Regions from separate parts of the Mus musculus genome. Here all the other regions are linked to region 3. Evidence: chromatin loops called from intact Hi-C (ENCODE). Cell type or tissue: heart. All regions are shown on one strand. Region 1 overlaps Ppp3ca (protein phosphatase 3, catalytic subunit, alpha isoform). Region 2 overlaps Ppp3ca (protein phosphatase 3, catalytic subunit, alpha isoform). Region 3 overlaps Ppp3ca (protein phosphatase 3, catalytic subunit, alpha isoform).

Region 1 (2,500 bases), 52 kb after region 3:
CAGGGTCTCACCATGTAATCTAGGTTGGCAAGGGGACCTTGTGTAGGCCAGGCTTAAGGCTAACATCATCAGGAAGCTCTGACATAAACAAAGTCGGGCTCCTGGGATCAATTCCAGGACATTTTGAATGAGCCTCTCACCTACCCATTTCCTCTTACCCTACTGGGTCTCTTCATCCCACCCACCTGAAGGTGTTCTTGCGTCTGTCTTCATCACTGGCCTCCCCTGTTATTTTGGCACATGTTTTACTGGGCTGATGGTGAGCTGCACTTTCCACTGTTCCGCATGAGATTTTTTTTTTCCGTTGCTTTCTCTAAATCAATTGTTTCCAGAAATGAATTTAAACTGAGCAGTTACTATTGGGTTTTCCTGATGTTTGTGAGAAGTTGCCCTTATACTATCACGCACTATGACAAAACTTGGGTGTAACTTTTTTTTTAATCAAGGGGGGGAAATTCAACAATTCAACAGTGACAAGGGAGTAGGTGCTTCAGCTTTTCCATAGTTCATTTCCAAACTTTATTTTTCCAAAAGGAAAAAACAAAGAGTAATTTAATAACATAGTGCAGGTTTTTCCTTAGTTAACATAAACTAAGTTATCTTAGATAATAAAAATGAAGTTACTGTTTGAACTATTATTTGCTTTTGTGGGATCTGTGAGAGCAAGACCTTATTTTTTTGAGTTATTGGTCATTTCTCTATTCCTTATGAAAAAGCAAACATGAATATATTTTTACAACTCTGCCACACTCTCTTCTCCCTCACCTTTTCTTTGTTTTCTAGAATTTTCTGCATTCCTCCTTTGTCATCTGTTTCTCTTTGCTCTTTTTTCCTTCTGTCGAGTTTATTAAGAATCTGTTCTATTCCAGTCTAATTGTGACCCACAAGCTGTGGGAGGAGAGGGGCGTATAACGACCCATTGTACTTCCTCTTGTGTTGACAAGTCATTGGCTCATTCTCAGGCCCTTGAGTCTCACTCAGGACCCCTGGCTGAGTGTTCTCTCATGCAGAATGTAGGTGAGGTTTAACTTACATGTGTTAGACTTTTGATTCTTTTTTAAAACTTCACACAGTTGCTTTTATGCAATGTCCATTGTGTACAGGTGACTGTGATGATGATACTCAGTATTGATCTCAATCGCGTTGCCAGGGTTACCCATGGAGATGTTAAACAGGACACGACGGTCTGTCACAACTGAATACACGATACCTCTGTGTATCTATTACTTTGAAAATGGAAGGGCCTCTTCCTTCTCCCTCCAGACTAGGGACGAGAGACAATGTATGACTCGAGGTTAAGTTTTCCCATTAAGGGACAGTCTGTGGCCTGAGTCTTTTCCTGCTAATTTAAATAGTAGGCCATGCTGGTGCTCTCATTCATCATGTAAACAGAACTATATTTGATAGTCTCAAAATTGAACATGCTTTTGAAAGCTCTTTAGAGTGCCAATTTATTTAAGAGAGTAGGCAGTTTAGCATGGCATGACATGTGGAATTGAGTCGACATACCTGGGTGCACACCTAAACTCTGTTACTTAACGGCAGCGGGGAACTGTCAGTGCTGTTTAACTTCCCTTTCGTAGCCTGACAGATGGCTCAGTAGTGTTTCCGAATGTGAAGTCGTGTGTAGCGATCTGCAGGTAATGGCGTGAAATGTCTTTCCCTTGGAGCTTCCTCTTCATCCCTTTGCAACTAAGAATTTCGCTTATGAAGCTGTGGCATTCTTAGACTAGATACTCTTTCTTGGTCTGGATGTTCAGTACCTTTTCTGTTGGTCAGCTCAGGAAGTTGTTAATGCAGAGTTCTGAGTTGTCCCCTCTTGGGTGGAGATTGCCTTGCTCAGCCCCTTTACTGCTCCTGTGGAGCCTTAGTGATGCAGCTTTGGATGGATCACATTTCAGCTTTATAATTTTGCTAAGTGGCATTTTTTGTTGTTGTTGTTACAGTCTATTAGAGTGCATGGCACTAAGTATTTTAGACTGGATTCCGAATACAAGGATTCTCTTTGTGAAAATTGCATAAGCTTCATCTAATTAGGAATTTACAAAACATAAAAATAACTGAAGTGAGTTTGTTTCGGTTAGAAGTAACATTGGCGTTGGAATGGTGACCAAACTTTACTCCCAAGCATTCAGAGCTGAGCCTTCATTTCCTTTCCTATAGTTTGCCATTCTCTGCCAGGGAAAAGAAAAATTGCTTAAACCATAGCTAATTAAGAAAACATTATTTTGCTTAATAGATGGCTGGGAGGTAAAGGGTGGAGAAGAAAATATGGGAAAACATTTTTGATTCCTTTTCAAGAATTAACAATGAAGGATTTTTGAGAAAGAAATATAATGAATAAAAATCAGTCTGTTATTAACAGGGTGTGAAGTGTGTATATATATATGTGTGTGTATACATATATGTATATATATACACACATATATGCATGTATATACATATATATGCATATATGTGTGTATATATGTATGTATTTCTTCCCTCTCTCTGTCTTTCT
Region 2 (2,500 bases), 78 kb after region 3:
TTTTATAATTGCTCCTCTGCAAATGTATATACATGATACTTTAAAAAAAAGCAGCTAGATATTAGTGTGACCACTCAGTTTGGTCAATCAACATGATAGATATTTATACCTCTGATATAGATGATGTGGGGTATGAACTTGCGAGCAAGACCTGGTTGCTGCCCTCCAAGGACACAGATGATAGCAGGAAACATTGTCTGCCCAACGAAAGGCACATCACAGCTCTCACTAATCTAAAGGCCATGCATGGTCTTTCTTACCTTTGGAAGTATAGCTGTCTCAAAGTCCAAACTCCTTTTCATTTTCCAAATAATAGTATAGTGGTTTCCCTGACAGTATCCACTGATTAGATTATTAGAGCTTAAAAAAAAAAAAAAGAAAAGAAAAACAAACCTAACTGGGACCCAACCTGTGCCAGGTATGAACTAGAACTCTTCAGGAAGCTTGGGACTGGGAGCGTGCTTCCTTTTCTTTCCTAAAGGCCTTCCTTGGAATCACACCACAGGTAGATACTTTTAATTTGTTAGGAGCTGAGGCAGACGCCTCTGATAATGGGGGAAATGTAGAAAAGAACTTGAAAACTGACAGGCTACCTAGTGTTTGAATGGGTCCCTCTGTTTTACTATATGAAAAAGATGCAGAATAGCCTTCTGGGTGGGAAATAACAACACAAATTGAAATAGACATCTTTTGAATGGTGGCAAGGATTATTGTTGAAAACCTGGTATGGTAGGTGGGTGAGCAAGCAACTGAAGAGTGGAATGATCTGGGCCAGTCCTGTTGTATCAACTCTGGTCAGGAACCAGGCTTTCAAGGAAACCCTGATTTTGGCAGAGGGAGGCCAATGAGTGTAAGGTATTCTTGCAGATTCCAGCTTGGTACTGCATGTCCTATGGAAAGTCTTACTCTCCAGTTTCCTATTGGCTGAGCAGAGTACTCTGAGCCTGTCGGTGGAGCAGAGGCAGAGCAGGGGCTTCAGCTTCTGCAGAGTGATTTAGAACCCTGATTCTGCTCTCTGGGCTGAGGGCATGGGCGGGCATCATCTGGGCTAACTGCTAATCTCTCCGTCTGTCTGCTTCCTGCAGTGGCGGATTTGTCTCTGGTGCAGGTCAGGATTCCCTCCATGGCTAGGCCTGCCATTTAGCACATCAGGCAGTTGCCAGGAGAACCCTCTGGCTTTGTTCCTGGATGTGAGAGTGGACCTGGGGCCAAGTTTAAGGTCACGGTAGCCCTTCCCTTGAAGCAGCTGACATCAATTAGAATTCCCCTTGCCTGCAACTCTGGGGAGAGCTAAGTGGCATTGGATTCCTAGTGGGACCTAAAAGATCAGTGTTTATTCTTACCCTACTATCATTTGTCACCAGGAAGGAGTGTGGACTTAGTTTACATGGGGACAGAATATTACCTTTCTGCAGTTTCTGAAACTTGCACTTTCAGTGGCCAGATTTTCAGGGCTCTCTCTGCAGTCCTAATCCTATTGGTACCTGGCCCAGGGGCGGCAAATCAGTAGTTCTGACCTGGCAGGTGAGGTAACACACACACACACACACACACACACACACACACACACACACACACACACACACACACACGATGGAGAAGATAATGTCTATTTTTCTCATCTTTTCACTTCTTGATCCTACCCTGTTGACCTTTCATTAACAAATGAGAAACGGGACTGAAAGTACCATGGTGGTTAGCCTTTCCAGATGGGAACACCAATCAGAGTCAACCCCTGGATGTTTTCAGAGGTCTCGAGTCTGGAACAGAGACTTTGAATATCTAATGAGTTTCTGGGTCATAATGATTCTCTTGAAATTCTGCATTGTGAGATCTGGTGTGAATAGAAGGGTCAGAGTCTCATCACTGAAGACCTTGCTCTGCCCGGGCTCTTGTCTGTATGACTAAGGCTTTCCAGGTACACTGTATTGTGGGTGCTCTTCTGTGTCAGAACAGATCTCATGTAAATATTCAACTGATTTGCTCAAAGTAAATTATAATAATAGCAAAATTAAAACATATGGGAACTCCAGGGTATATTTGTTTCTATATTTCTGTGTATGTCAGTCATATCAATAAACAGCAGTTAAATATCGGTAATTTAAGCAGCAGGTATCCTTTTATCATTTTCCCTATTTCTAACTCCCCCTCCAAATTTATTAATATTTGTCTTACTGCAGTAGTTTGGAAGTTTGAAGTGCCATATAAATTAGTTAGAAATTTCTGTTTTAAAAAAAGATATTAGTTTTTTTAAATTTATGTGTGTGTATGTGTGTGTCTAGGTATGTGAGTGCCACCATTATGCAAGTGGCTTTCAAGGCCAGAAAGGATGTCAGATCCCTTGGAGGTAGAATTACAGGGCCACCTGATATGCGTGCTGGGAATCCAACTGTGGTCTTCTGTATGAGCAGCAAGTGCCCATAACATTGAACCATAACCCCAACATCCGAGGTCATTGCTAAAATAAGGAATCTGTAGGTTAAATTTTGTTGTTGTTTTG
Region 3 (2,500 bases):
AAGGAAGAGTCCAGAAGTGATGTCAATGTATTTTGAAGTTTTAAAGTACGACTACTTAAATCTGTCGGTGTACCCAGGAATACCATACAAGATATCCAGAAAGTTATCTTCATGTCTCCTGATTTAAGACCATTAAGGACAAAAACATAGAAGAAAAAATAGGCACCACATATTTATCCTGACAGGGTTGGCTCATGTCCATATCTGGACTGTCCTGTGTGGTGGCCAGCCATCTTCTGCAACTGTGAACACTTGAAATTTCCTTCACCCAAGAAAGAAACTGTCACTTGTTTTCAGTCAGTTTAAACATAGTTTTTAGTTTACGGAATCATAGATATAACTAAGCTGTCAGTCTTGGGTGGGATACAGAGGAGCTAGGGTAGAGCTATGAGGCTCTGAGCCTGACTCATGGTCTTCAGTGATGGGCTTTTTGGACTTGCTATGTTGATTGAAATGTTAGTAGCAGCTAGCCTCTCTTTGCCAGATCAGCTTGCAGAGAGCTAGATCTCCTGTTGTTCTTGTCTTTGACCAGGTCTAATGTCTACACTTTCCCTGCTGTCGTCTTCCACGGAAGAAGGGCATGTGAACCAGCAGTACACTCAATACTTACCTGGTGTCTTACTTAAAGCAAATATTGCCCCCCCCGAAACCGTTGATTTTTCTAGATTTGAAAATGCTCTTTTCATGTCCTCAGATTATGCTCAACTTATTTTTTTTTCTATTTCGAATTCTAGTTCATGTGGAGTGAACAAAAAACTTGAAAAAAAAAACCCACCGTTTTGAAATTGGGGTCCTCTAAACCTTTAGTTTTGAATAAATCACTAATGCTAAAAGTTTGTGACAAATCTGGGTGATTCAGTTACCTTTGGCCACCATACACTCAAAACCTGCTCCAAGAAGACAGCGGCTTCTGTCTATCCTTGGCACTATTACAGTTCCACTATGGTGGGGCTTTGTCTTTTGTGGAGCTTCTTTAATAAACACCAAGAGAAAGACTTCGTGAGTATTAGTTCTGTGATGGTTTTACACTCCAGTTCACTTGCAGACACTGAGAGCTGGAAAGAGCCCAATTAAGTTTCTCCCCTCAGCTTCCCTTTCTCTTTGGTGATGGTACTGGTAGGGAAGACTGTCCTAGCTCTTTAAATGAAAAAATTTTCCCCTGCACCTTTTATTTCCACAGCTGCCTCTGAGGGAATTGCTCCTCACAGCCTCTGCTTGGAGGAGCTCCTCGTCCTCTGAGCTTCCCTTGGCTTTTCCCTCTTCAGCTTGGCTTCTGTTCACCAGGCTTCTTTCTGCTTCCTGACCTCACGGAGCTAGCCCTTTTTATAGTAAACCGCTTGCGGTGATGTCACCCGCTCAGCTGGTTTCAATCAGCCTGCTCGGTGGAAGCTGGTAAATGACTCTGCAAGTTATCTTTTGCCTGGCCAGGCTCCTGCTGACCCCAAATAACGTGCAATTGACAACATTAACCATTTAGCAGTCCTTGCATCTCTTCACTCATAGGAGTGCTGATTGGAAATGAAGGTGCCCTTAGTTAGGTACATCAGCTTCCTGCCTTTCTTTCTCTTTCCTGCTGCCTCATTTCCACAGTGGCCACTTCTGCTTTCAAAACCGCACATCCCAGATCCCTAGCTAAGCTATCTGAAGCTCATTTCCCTCTTAGAACTTCTTCCTGGTTTGTTCCCCCCACCCCCACTTTGTTCCCCCTTTGTCTGTTTGCAGAATGGAATTTAATTATGGGTTTTCCTTGTTGTTAAAAGTTGTTGTGTCTCTTGACTTTTAATCTTCCTTACTTGAATTCTGGGTCTTATCTATTAATCTTGGGTTCTACTGGGTTAGTGTTTTGATGTTAAAATGTGAAACCTGTCTGAGAGAGAAATGGTTGGTTTCTGTTTCTCTTCCAGGAATGCTCTTCTCTCAAGTCTGTAGTTCTGACAGAGACTAGTGTGAAGTAAGATCTGTTGATTACATAGTTTATATGGTTATATTTTTAGAACATATTTTAGATTGGAAAATAGGCTTCATTGGGAAACCTTAGTTTTCATAAGTTGACTATTTGTGGATACTTCCCAGTATAGAGTACAGTATATATGAAAATTGTGTGCTATAGGATCCATGTTAGATGATCCATCAAAACTCCAAAAGTTTGGACAGAGTAAGTTTTTCACGGGTGCTGTTTAAGGGGATGGTAGGGCTTTGTCAATGGCAATGATGGGTAGAAGGATAGGGTGCTTGTGGCAAGGATGTCTGTCTAATTCATCCTCAAAGCACGGATGCTTTGGAGAAGCAACAGTGACAGGGCTGAAGTGGCGCTGCCTATGTGCATCCACCTGCAACATTGCTAACACCCATTACAATGATGGGTAGGCACCATTCATTTCCAAGTTTTATTTTTCTTGCTTGCTGACTGATTTATTGCCAATGACTGGACTCAGTCGGTCCTTCAACTCATGGGGAACCAGGATTTCGGTAGTCAGGGGGACAAGGAGTTGGCAGGATG

The links. A loop is a pair of places that touch in the nucleus more often than their neighbours do. Peaks named below come from ENCODE experiments on the same cell type or tissue, not always from the same donor. Only the 100,000 strongest peaks of a DNase experiment are listed, where the experiment ranks them.
Region 1: a loop joins it to region 3, with 2.1 times the contacts of the local background. A loop is called at or near these places in 3 of 42 quality-filtered maps.
Region 2: it touches region 3 in a loop (1.8-fold over the local background); 2 of 42 quality-filtered maps call a loop at or near these places.

What each region holds. Positions count from the first base shown.
Region 1 is chr3:136,776,428-136,778,927 of GRCm38, forward strand. The region is part of intron 1 of Ppp3ca (protein phosphatase 3, catalytic subunit, alpha isoform); the gene reads left to right. Among named protein-coding and RNA genes, the nearest start is that of Ppp3ca, 110 kb to the left of the region's middle. In heart, no CTCF peak of the experiment used is centred here; no DNase peak of the experiment used is centred here.
Region 2 is chr3:136,801,608-136,804,107 of GRCm38, forward strand. The region is part of intron 2 of Ppp3ca (protein phosphatase 3, catalytic subunit, alpha isoform); the gene reads left to right. Among named protein-coding and RNA genes, the nearest start is that of Ppp3ca, 130 kb to the left of the region's middle. In heart, no CTCF peak of the experiment used is centred here; a DNase peak (open chromatin) is centred at 1,184.
Region 3 is chr3:136,724,064-136,726,563 of GRCm38, forward strand. The region is part of intron 1 of Ppp3ca (protein phosphatase 3, catalytic subunit, alpha isoform); the gene reads left to right. Among named protein-coding and RNA genes, the nearest start is that of Ppp3ca, 55 kb to the left of the region's middle. In heart, no CTCF peak of the experiment used is centred here; a DNase peak (open chromatin) is centred at 1,338; H3K4me3 peaks cover 748 bases; H3K27ac peaks cover 694 bases.